Regions from separate parts of the Homo sapiens genome. Here region 1 is linked to region 2. Evidence: chromatin loops called from intact Hi-C (ENCODE). Cell type or tissue: ascending aorta. All regions are shown on one strand. Links, peaks and the distances in the headings refer to the core of each region. The heading gives the core; the rest is flanking DNA. Region 1 overlaps MAP1B (microtubule associated protein 1B). Region 2 overlaps MAP1B (microtubule associated protein 1B).

Region 1 (5,381 bases), core at 71-5,070, 63 kb after region 2:
GAGCCACAGCCCCGCAGGGTTTCAGCCCTCCTTAGACAGGCGGTCATCACACCAACGCCTTGCTTTGTTGTTCTCTGTCCACTGTGCATGTTTTTAGGAGGCAGTTTGGCCACCCTGTTTCATGGGAGGGTTGTTCTCCACTTTTCATTTGCTTACGGTGTCTCCAGTTTCCTATGAGCAAGTGAATTAATTAATGAATACTCCAACAGACTGTAAGCCTGCCTCAGACAGCCATTCTGGTTGTTGGGCTAATTGTTAGCTGGGGTTTCTGGATGTCATTCATTTCACAATAAGGCTCCTAATTAATCTCAGTGCAGTTCTCACCAGAAGAAAGGCTGATACGGAGAAACATCCCCAATTACCATGAGAAAGGAAATGTCAAGAGCCCCGTTGAGTTTTCCTGGCACCCACCCTTGTCTCAGATGAAAACCGCCATTACCGCAAGGAGGCTGCCTAGACCGACCCTGAAAACTGGAGAGTGTGAGAGCGGGAGGAGCCCCCGACCACACAAACCCAGCCTGGGGAGGAACCTACTAGTGGCTGCACCCTCTTTTTTAATAGCACCAATTGTGTTTCCCAAGATGATGTAGAGAATTTCAGTGCTGTGTACCACGTCGGAGGCAGAAATTCCTCTGCTGTCCCAGGAGCAGGCAGGGCAGTTTTTATCTGGAAAAGCTAAAGGTCTCCTCTTTTGTTTGTGTTTTTGTGCCTGCAGGACAAAAGATCCTTCATCACCGAAGTGACGTTTTAGAAACAGTGGTCCTGATCAACCCTTCTGATGAAGCAGTCAGCACCGAGGTAAGCATTCAGCTCTGTAGAATCTGGGGCCGGGCCCCACACACTGGATAGGGACCCAGTGGATTAGAAGGGCTGGGCAAATGGGGGCAGGAGAGGGACACAACAGAGAGAAGTTCTGGGTTAAGAGGTCTTTCTCAACCCCCATTAAGTGGCTGGTTCCCTGCATCGGTACCATCCAGACCACTCCTCCTGATAAGGACAAAGAAGAAGATAGTAGCTGGAACTGTAAGATTTTGTCCAGGCAAGGGAGTATGAATTTGGGGTATTTATGCTGGGGGTGGTGGGGAGTGCTGCTGGGATGGAGTCTGATAGGGATGTATTAGGGAAAAGAGACGCAAGCCCTCAGGCCGCGACATACAGGGCAAACCTGGAGAAGAATGGCATCTCAAGAATGGCATCTCAATGCAAGCCCCATTCAGAGCTCTCCTGCACACTCCTATCGCTGTGGAAAGGCAGGCTAGCATAGTGGTCAGGAGCATGGGCTGGCACCAGGTCACCTGGGTTCATAATCCCACATCTGCCTCTTACTAGGTGGGAGCCTCAAGCAAGTTATTTACTGTCTTTGTCTCCGTTTGCACCTCTGTAAAATGGGGGTCATAATAGTTTCTACATTTAATGTTCATATTTAATGTTGTGCTTAGAAGTGCCAAGTGCTTAGAACAGAGCATGGCACATAATGACTGAAATGTAAATATTAGCTGTGATTGTTATTATTACCACCATATGAAACTGTTGCTATGGAGAGTCACTGGGTATTTTGGAGCCCAGTGTGACATAAGAACTTGGTTGAAGCCAAGAGTCCCTGGTCACCCAGGCCAGAGGAGTTGCTATCACTCCACTTTCCACTTCCTTTATTATAGTTGAGCGCTTTTGAGATAGAGTTGCTTCTCGGACATGAAAGCAGCCAAAGTCCCTGGGAACCTTCATTGTTTGCAGCGTCCCTTCTACCCACACTTTGAGCATCTCTGTGACTGTATCCTGTTTTTGTAAATGGAGATATAATTCAAGGACCATAAAATTCATCCCTTTAAAGTGTGTAATTTGGTGGTTTTTAGTGTATTTACAAAGTTTTGCAACCATCACCCTTATCTAATTCTAGAATACGTCTATCACGCCCCAAAAGCCCTGAGCTCATCAGCAGTCGGTCTCCATTCTTCCCCGATGCCGACAACTGCGAACCTGCCTGTCCTGATTTGCCAATTCTGGACATTTCATATAAATATAATGATATACTATGTGGCCTTGCGTGTCTGGCTTATTTTAGCCTAACAGTTTCAAGGTTCATCCATGTCGTAGCATGTGTCAGTACTGCATTCGTTTCCAGGCTGAACAGTGCCAGTGTATGGATAGCCCACATCTGTGTATCCATTCCTCAGTTGACGGACACTTGAGTTGCTTCCACTTTTTGGCTGTTGTGATGTCACCTGTCATGACTGACTTCTGCCTGCTTTAGATCAGCAGGACCTCTGACAATCCATGAAGGTGTGAAGCTGAGGAAAGTGATGGGATAGCAATCTCTGTTACTAACAGAATCGGGAAGTAATTACAGCTTGAAAAAAGCTGGAGAATTACAGCCTGGGCAACATGGTAAAACCCTGTCTCTACCAAAAATACAAAAAATTAGCCGGGCATGGTGTTGCATGCCTGTGGTCCCAGCTACTCAGGAGGCTGAGATGGAGGATTGTTTGAACCCAGGAGGCAGAGGTTGCAGTGAGCCGAGATGGCGCCACTGCACACTGCACTCCAGCCTGAGCAACAGAGTGAGACCCTGTCTCAAAAGGAGAAAAAAAAAAAAAAAAGCTGGAAAATTAATATATGTCCAGGCAAACTGCCCGGAAGAGTTGTGAGAAAGGAAAAATATGGAATTTTATAAAAGGAATCCAGGCTTGCCTGTGGAGCAGATGGGGCTGAAACAATTACTTAGGTACATGTGTTTTTTGCATGATTACACTGTGGGGTTCTTGGGTAAGGGGTCATGGTCTGTTTACTTTTGTATCCTCCCCTCAGTGCCTAACATGATGCCTGGCAAGTAGGATGTGCTGAACATTCATGAACTGGGCTCAGAATGGATACCTTGGTGCTTAGAGTGGTGTTTGCTGAAGGACAGCTGGCTTCCTGCCACTGAAAAGTGCACAGAGAGTTCCTTAGCGCAAACCATGTGCAATTATCTCAAAGATTGCTATTTAGGGGCAGCCTTTTCTTTATATTCAATGTCAAGCACCTTACTGATGCCACTGGAGACTGCCGTGGAGCTGTGTGTGTGCTTGCTGCACGCCTTGGAAGGGCATATGGGAGGGGTTGGTTTGGGACCCTAGTTTGGAACACCGTGCTTACTGAGGAGGCCACTGGGGAACCTGGACTGTACATGGTGATTCAGCCTGTGAGATAGTTCCGTCTTCCCTGGTTTCGCAGACCACGTGCTGCTAGCAGACATTTCTAACAGCTGTGGAACAAATGATTACCAGCTGTGAAGACTGCTTTGAAAAAGAGGAGGAAACTAGGGGGAGAAAGTCAACTATCGCTACTGTCGTGATTGTAGAGAAACTTTGAAAATGGCATTCTTGGGCAAACTGATAACTACACTTATTGGCTTTGTGGATGATCCTACAGCCAGGGATCCATTCAACCCTCCCGTGCTCTTCTGGCCTCCAGGAGAAATTAGACCTTTGGGGAATGAATGCTTTTTGCTGGTAATAAACTCCCATGGCTCCGAAGGCTAGCCCTGTCCTGAAGGTGGGATGGCAGCACTGCCCATGGCTCAGGGCCTACGTTCTGTGCTTTATTTCAGGTGCGCTTAATGATCACTGATGCTGCCCGACACAAGCTGCTCGTGCTGACCGGGCAGTGCTTTGAAAATACCGGAGAGCTCATTCTCCAGTCCGGCTCTTTCTCCTTCCAGAACTTCATAGAGATTTTCACCGATCAAGAGGTAGGTTCGTGTCTGAGAATATCTGTGCTTCTAGTGGCTTGGTTGCCTTAGGTTCCTCTTTGAGAGCACTGGGGGAGACAAAAGAAGAAGGGAGGGAACCTCACAGCTCTCCTGAAATAAGCAAAACTGCATGATCCAAAATACTTTATTTCTATGGCTCATTGCCAAAAGAATTTAGAGCACTCATTTACAATTAATTGGAATCATTCTTAATGTGCCTGAGATATAGATGGGAGGGGTTGGAACAGTCAACACTTTACAGATGGTAAAAATGATGGAGAAACTTGAAATGTCAGAGCCCAAAAGAAAACCTGCGTTTCCTGTTTTCTGAAATAATACTCCAAAGATATCTGGGGCTTTTGGCACCTCGTTTTCCAGGCCTAATTATTTCAGATTTCTTTTACTTTAATGCCTGGCCCCAGTGTTTGAACTTGGGCTGTTTGAACAGCCCACAAAAGAGAGAGGGCTTTACAAAAGGAGCCACGTAGGAAAATGGGGCACGTCTGTGACCCAAGAAAAAGATGGCTAAAGTAGCTGGACTGAAGCTGGATCATTCATATTTCTAATGCGTATCTTATTCAAAGATGACACATATAAAGTGTTGAAAACTGTGTGAAGTTAGTCGTATTTTGTAAAATGAGATCAAAGATTTTGATATGCTTATTTCTGCTTGGGAATTTATCCTGGCTGGGAAACTTTCCAAAGTAATGCACCTTGTTTATCTAGCTTACATGTTTATAGCAATTACAGAAACAATTCAGACCCATCCCCATAGCAGGTTGGGGCCTGCCTGTGGCCGATAGCAGATTTCTACATGGAGGGACTGAGGGATGTTCTGATAAGAAGAGTCCCCACATCTGTTTAAAACTGTCTTTCTGAGGTGGTGGCTTGTCTGTCTCATGTGTACTGTGAAGGGCCACGTGTCCTTCTGCACTTAATTTTCCTTGGCCCTGAGGTTCAGAGAAAGCTCTGTTTGTACTTTTCATCACTGGCAAGAACTGTAAGCACACTGCCCAACTTCATCTGAGTCACCTGGAGGCTTCTTTAAAAACACTGATCAGAAGGCATAATAATGTTCACTCTCCAGCCACTGGGGTGGGGAGAATGTAAAACTGTGAAAAGGAACATTTTTGAAGCCACAGCTGTCAGAAGGTGTGGCGTCATCTGCATCTTGAAACACATACCAGGATGGGATCCCCCAGGCAGGCAGCTCCTTTCTCAGAGGCTTCAGAGCTCACTCACAGTTGGTTCATCTTTACCACTTCAAAATGCAAGCTTTGGCTGTGTCTTCTTCCAAGGCCGCTAGAGTTCACGCATCTTGCCTCATTCATCTCGGTATCCATTGCACCTGCACATAGTAAAGGCCTAGTAAGCCGCTGTTCAATTGCATTGAAATTCCAAAGCTAGGGCTACAATTCTCACTCTGCCTACTGTCCTGAAGTTGTTGTTTGATCACTATAATGTCAGAATGTTTTGCAAGATTATGTCCCCATGTGCATGTTGTACCCGGAGGCAGGTGGGCATTTGTCTAGTAGCTCTGGGGTCACACACATTATTAGCATCTTGCCTCAGGGAAGAGAGAAAGCTGCAGAAGGCTGGAAGTGGCCCAATGACATGGTGAGCAGTTAAGTGGCCTGCTTATAGCTCATTTGCA
Region 2 (5,381 bases), core at 257-5,256:
CATTTGCTTCTTTCCCAAATGTAACTTTAGGACTGTCTATGTATAGTAGTAAAGAAGGATATCTCCCAGGGGTTGTAAGAAGTGCCCCATAATTATCTGTCGTAGACAGACATCATTTTGAAACAAGCAAACAAATAAAAACTATTCTCAGGACAAGTGATGTCAGACTGAAAATCAGTTTCAATTTTTATTTTTTCCCTTAATTTTGCCACTTTTATCTGCCTATTAAAATAATTTAAAAATTTTGATCATCTGACTCCTCATCAGCAGCCTAGCATAATGATGAAGAGTACAGATTCTGGAGTCAAACTGCCTTGTTTGATCTTAACCCCACGGTTTATTTGCTGTGTCATCTTGGACAAGTTAACTAACCGTTTTCAGTCTTCTTGTTTGTAAACAAGGATGATCAGTTCCACCTCATAGTTTCTTTCTTTTTTTTTTTTTTTTTGAGATAGAGTCTTGCTCTGTTGCCCAGGCTGGAGTGCAGTGGCGCAATCTCGGCTCACAGCAAGCTCCGCCTCCCGGGTTCACACCATTCTCCTGCTTCAGTCTCCCGAGTAGCTGGGACTACAGGCGCCCACCACCATGCCTGGCTATTTTTTTTTGTATTTTTAGTAGAGACGGGGTTTCACTGCATTAGCCAGGATGGTCTCGATCTCCTGACCTCATCATCCGCCCACTTCAGCCTCCCAAAGCACTGGGATTACAGGCGTGAGCCACTGCGCCCGGCCCCACCTCATAGTTTCAATGCAGATCAAATGAATTAAAGTGTGTAAAGCTCTTAAGACAGGGCTTGTCACATGGAAACAAATGTGAACGAGTGCTGTCTCCCTTCTGGAGTATCTATTTGACTTGTATATTTGGTGATTGTTATTATCCGTGGGAAATACCGGGTATTGATATTTGGCTAGTTTCCTTTTTGTAGTAATTTTAAATTTGTATTAAAGATGTTTCTCAGAGAAACGACTGCTTTCAGCATTCTCAGAAGGCGCAGAGCTGCTGACTATGTGTAAAGGGTGACAACATTCTATGGCTGAGCTTCTAAGGTCCTTTGGGCTTGAGAGCAAAAAGCCGGCAATGCTTTAAAGTGCTGGCTGGTAAAGCAGAGCCTGAGAGGGGGTTGGAGACCATTTGCAAAATGGTCCTGTGGGTGCCCACGCAAGGGCTGTCAGGGAACGTGTGCACAGTTTGAGGGCTGGCCTGCCTCCTTGCTATGATAACCCATCCATGGTCACTCCCTCCACGCCGTTCTACACTCGCTTTTCTCTTCTGCTCTCACCAATCAACAGGTGACTATAGACGTTGCCAGGTTTAAGAAACAGATTTCTTGTGGTTTATTTTCTTAGCTGAATACACAGTAAGACCTTGATATATTTACATTTTGTCACTAGTTTTATAACATCTAGATCACATTCACAAAAATCATCATAAAATGTGATGGATGGTGTATATGGGCAGTTTTGTTTTAAGAACCGATGCCTTTTTCCTAGAAGATAAACGAACCACAGCTGAGCATCTTTAGATTTGTGCTGAGTGATTGCTAAAAACATCTTGCCTGGAGATTGGTTTTCGATGGAGAATTAGAATCAGCCCTTTGAATTTCAGTCATGCGAATCTTCTCCCTTTGACATTAATGAGGCACGGGTTACAACTAATATTTACCAGTTGAGTGATAAGAAAATGAGAAAATACTCTTAGAAAAGGTCTAAGAATATTTTAAGCCATCTTTCTCTGTCTAGACTTGTGTGTTTAGTCTGTTGTGTGTAGAATTATAGCTTAATTGTATGTGCCTAGAATACATCAACTGCTCTATGACAGGGAGTAATGAATGTGTTTTCAGCCCTGCTCCAACCTTTAAACAATAAGGCACACAAATATATGTTCTAGCGGCATTCAAGGGGCTGACTCACCCTCAGGGAACCTGCAATTTCAGAGGGACAGCCGATTCTTTATCCTCATGTTTTCTGTGTTGTTTGTGTACACGCACAGGTCTAGGTACTTGTCCCCATGCCTGTGAGGCTCTGCTCATCTTTCCTCATTGCATCATCATACAAGGTTATAGGAGAAATCGTGGTATGTTAGAAGAAAATGACAAATAGAGAGCATTATATTCGTTAAGGTAACCAGATCTCTGTTTAATATTCCTTGAGGTCATTGCTGCCTGCCTGGGAAGGAGAGTCCCATTTTAATGCAAATCCCTAGCCTTTCTCCCACTTGCCCCGTGCCCTGAGCCCTCCTGGCCCGGTTGCAGGGAACAGAGTGATCGGCAGCTCCTCATGCTGTCCGCTCTCACCCCAGTGCTCCCATTGAGACTTTGCCGCCCAAGCAGCAGACAGCCCAGTCACCCCCACCTGCATCCTTTTCTAGCGGTGAAAGAGCCAGACCTTCCAAGGAGAAGATTAGAATTTTATAGTGTACGCAGCATAAGGCATAATTCCTGCAAGCTTTACATCTTGGTCAACTTTCAAATTTCAGGATTCTTTATATCCAGATCCTCACATACAAGGGAATTTTTTCCCTTGGTGCAGGTGTGGCCAGCAGAAAGGAATAAAATGGCATTTCACTGCCATGTTCAGGCTTCCTCATTCCTCAGGGTAGTTAATAATGGGCTCTTTCAGACCACCCTAGAAATACCTATTCATCTCACTTTTTTTTTTTTTTTTTAAGAGTGGAAAGGATGTTTTACTCTGCTGACTGTAATGGCTCTCACGCAGTTCCTAATGGGCACTGTGGAACCACTCAGCATAGACAGGCATAGGCAGGAAGGTAGCAGAAAATGGGCTGCCTGGGCCCAGGAGCCATTTTAGGAGATGTCAATAACCCCTCCATTAAACCCAACTAAGTGCGTTCCACGACAGCTGCTAACCAAGGACAGCACCTCATGCTGAGTGTCACTGCTTTTGTCTTCATCTCCAGAGACCAAAGAGAGCTCATGATTTTTGTTAGTAGAGTTTTTTTTTAAAGGTTTTTTTTAAGTATGCAGCAACAGCAAACCATCAAGCAAGCACAGTCTCTTTGCTTTTTCTGCCTGCTTTTTGGTCTTCCTCTGGGGCAGTTTGTTCAGCACCTATGGTAGCCTACTAGAAATAATGGTGGAAGATGAAGAATAAAGCATAAACTAATAGATCACTTTAAAAGTGCCAAGTAATGTTTTTGAGTGCTTATTAATAAGAAAGCAACTGTAAGGGAATATTTGGAAGAATGAAGTATTTCCCACTGTTTATAATTTTGTTGGGAAAATAAGTCATTCACAGCTTTAAAATTCACTGTGTTTCTCAACAAAGAAAGAGAGTTTCTTTTTATTTTTTTAATCTCTTTTTGTTTTTGAGACAGGTTCTCCCCTCTGTCACCCAGGCTGGAGTGCAGTGGTGCAATTACAGCTCACTGCAGTCTCTGCCTCCTGGGATGAAGCTACCCTCTCGTCTCAGCCTCTGAAATAGCTGGGACTACCAGCCTGCCACTATGCCCAGCTAATTTGTTTTTTTTGTTTTTTTTTTAGTTTTTTTTGAAGATGGAGTCTCACTCTGTCGCCCAGGCTGGAGTGCAGTGGTGCGATCTCGGCTCACTGCAAGCTATGCCTCCCAGGTTCACGCCATTCTCCTGCCTCAGGCTCCCGAGTAGCTGGGACTACAGGCGCCCGCCACGACGCCCGGCTAATTTTTTGTATTTTTAGTAGAGACAGGGTTTCACTGTGTTAGCCAGGATGGTCTCGATCTCCTGACCTCGTGATCTGCCCGCCTCGGCCTCCCAAAGTGCTGGGATTACAGGCGTGAGCCACCGCACCCGGCCTATGCCCAGCTAGTTTTTAAATTATTTTGTAGAGAAGGAGTCTCACTCTGTTGCCCAGTCTGGTCTTGAACTCCTGGCCTCAAGCGATCCTCCTGCCCCCACTTCCCAAAGTGTTGAGATTACAGGTGTGAGTCACCCTGCCCAGCGTGAGAGTTCTCTTAATTTGCGAACTGTGTATATGTGTCAGAGAGAGAGAAAGAGAGAGTGTGTGTGTCTAATTCCTAAAGAAGAAAGGGGTGAAAATGGAGAGTATAATAAGCATTGCATTTTGATTGTTCAACCATGGGTTTAGTCACAATGACAAAGGTTACCCAGGTACCAGCACCCCACTCCCAGCTGCAACCCAGGACTAATTAAATGCTACCTAGGCAACGATCAAGTATCCCCAGACATCATACTCCAGGGCTTACCCCTTTTGTTTTCTCGGCTGTGATCTAAGGGTAATTTCTATTGCATGTGAAGTCAGATTTCCTTGGTCTGAGAGAAACGTGAGAAAGTAAGAGGTACTCTGGGGAAGCGCACTTAGTGCACCACAGGGACTGGAGAAATTAACATAAATACAAGACAATAATAATGTTATTTTAATAAACTCTTCTAGGTTAAAGGATTGCCTATAGTCAGGACTGGTGAAATTGATGCTTATAGAAAATGCAACAAGAGCGTCTACATGTGATTTAAAAATAAAAGTAAGTAATTAGGAATGAAAATTGAAAAGCTAGGGTAGTGTTTTATTGAATGTGGCTCCTCTCTGCAGTTGTACCGCACCTCATTTGAAACACTCAAGCTGAGGTTGCCTCTCAAAATTGCTGCCTTGCATTCCTGAGGGGTTAAGACGAAATATGAACATCCTGAGGACTGTCTTTGTTGTCATAGAGGGAAGTCCTCTAAACACGCACTTTGCCATTAATCTGGCCATTTCTTTCTCAATAAAACAGGTTTTCAATGGGAGCTGTGAGTAAACACGCCACTGTTGAGCATTGTGGCTCAAATTCAGATTTCTTGTTGGCTTCTCACGTGGATAGTGCGAGGAAGGAACAGCTATTCCCCTGAGGGAGCAACACGTTTTTAGTGCACCTGGCCCCAGGAACACTGCTCTACATAGATGTGGCTTTTTGGATCCTGAAGTGTATCCATCAATGGGAATGTCACATTTGGAGAAGTTATCCTTATTGCAATAAAATTAAAGATCAAATAAGTTCTGGAACCCAGGCGAACAATGCTTCCTTAGTGCAGAGCCATTTTGAGCAGTTGTCTCTTGTGCCTTTTAAAAACCTCTCACTTGGAAGTTTTGATGTGTGAAAGATGTGAAAACTGCCTAAGAGAATTCTTCCTCTTTTTAATGGAGCTCGATGCCTGTTTAGGGATGATGTAGCAACCGCTTTTTTATCTAGAATTCCAGATAGTTTCCCAGCTCAAATACTAGGAGTTTTTGGTGGTGCAATTCAATTGAAAGTGGTATTTGGTGTGAAGTTCCAGCAGCCCCACAAGATGCTCAAGTGCCTTGTAGTTAGTTTAGTATAATGTGCATATGTGTTTGTGTGTGTGTGTTTGCATACATGAGAGAAAGAGAGAGAGAGAAAACCTTATCTGTT

Evidence for each region. Peaks named below come from ENCODE experiments on the same cell type or tissue, not always from the same donor. Only the 100,000 strongest peaks of a DNase experiment are listed, where the experiment ranks them.
Region 1: it touches region 2 in a loop (2.1-fold over the local background); 7 of 110 quality-filtered maps call a loop at or near these places.

What each region holds. Positions count from the first base shown.
Region 1 is chr5:72,183,028-72,188,408 of GRCh38, forward strand. MAP1B (microtubule associated protein 1B) reads left to right here. Exons shown (of 7, transcript NM_005909.5): 3 at 716-798; 4 at 3,587-3,727. Among named protein-coding and RNA genes, the nearest start is that of MIR4803, 16 kb to the left of the region's middle. In ascending aorta, for the core only: no CTCF peak of the experiment used is centred there; a DNase peak (open chromatin) is centred at 2,957; H3K4me3 peaks cover 3,941 bases; H3K27ac peaks cover 4,838 bases.
Region 2 is chr5:72,119,995-72,125,375 of GRCh38, forward strand. The region is part of intron 2 of MAP1B (microtubule associated protein 1B); the gene reads left to right. Among named protein-coding and RNA genes, the nearest start is that of MAP1B, 15 kb to the left of the region's middle. RefSeq lists an enhancer at 2,284-2,787. In ascending aorta, for the core only: no CTCF peak of the experiment used is centred there; no DNase peak of the experiment used is centred there; H3K4me3 peaks cover 2,386 bases; H3K27ac peaks cover 5,000 bases.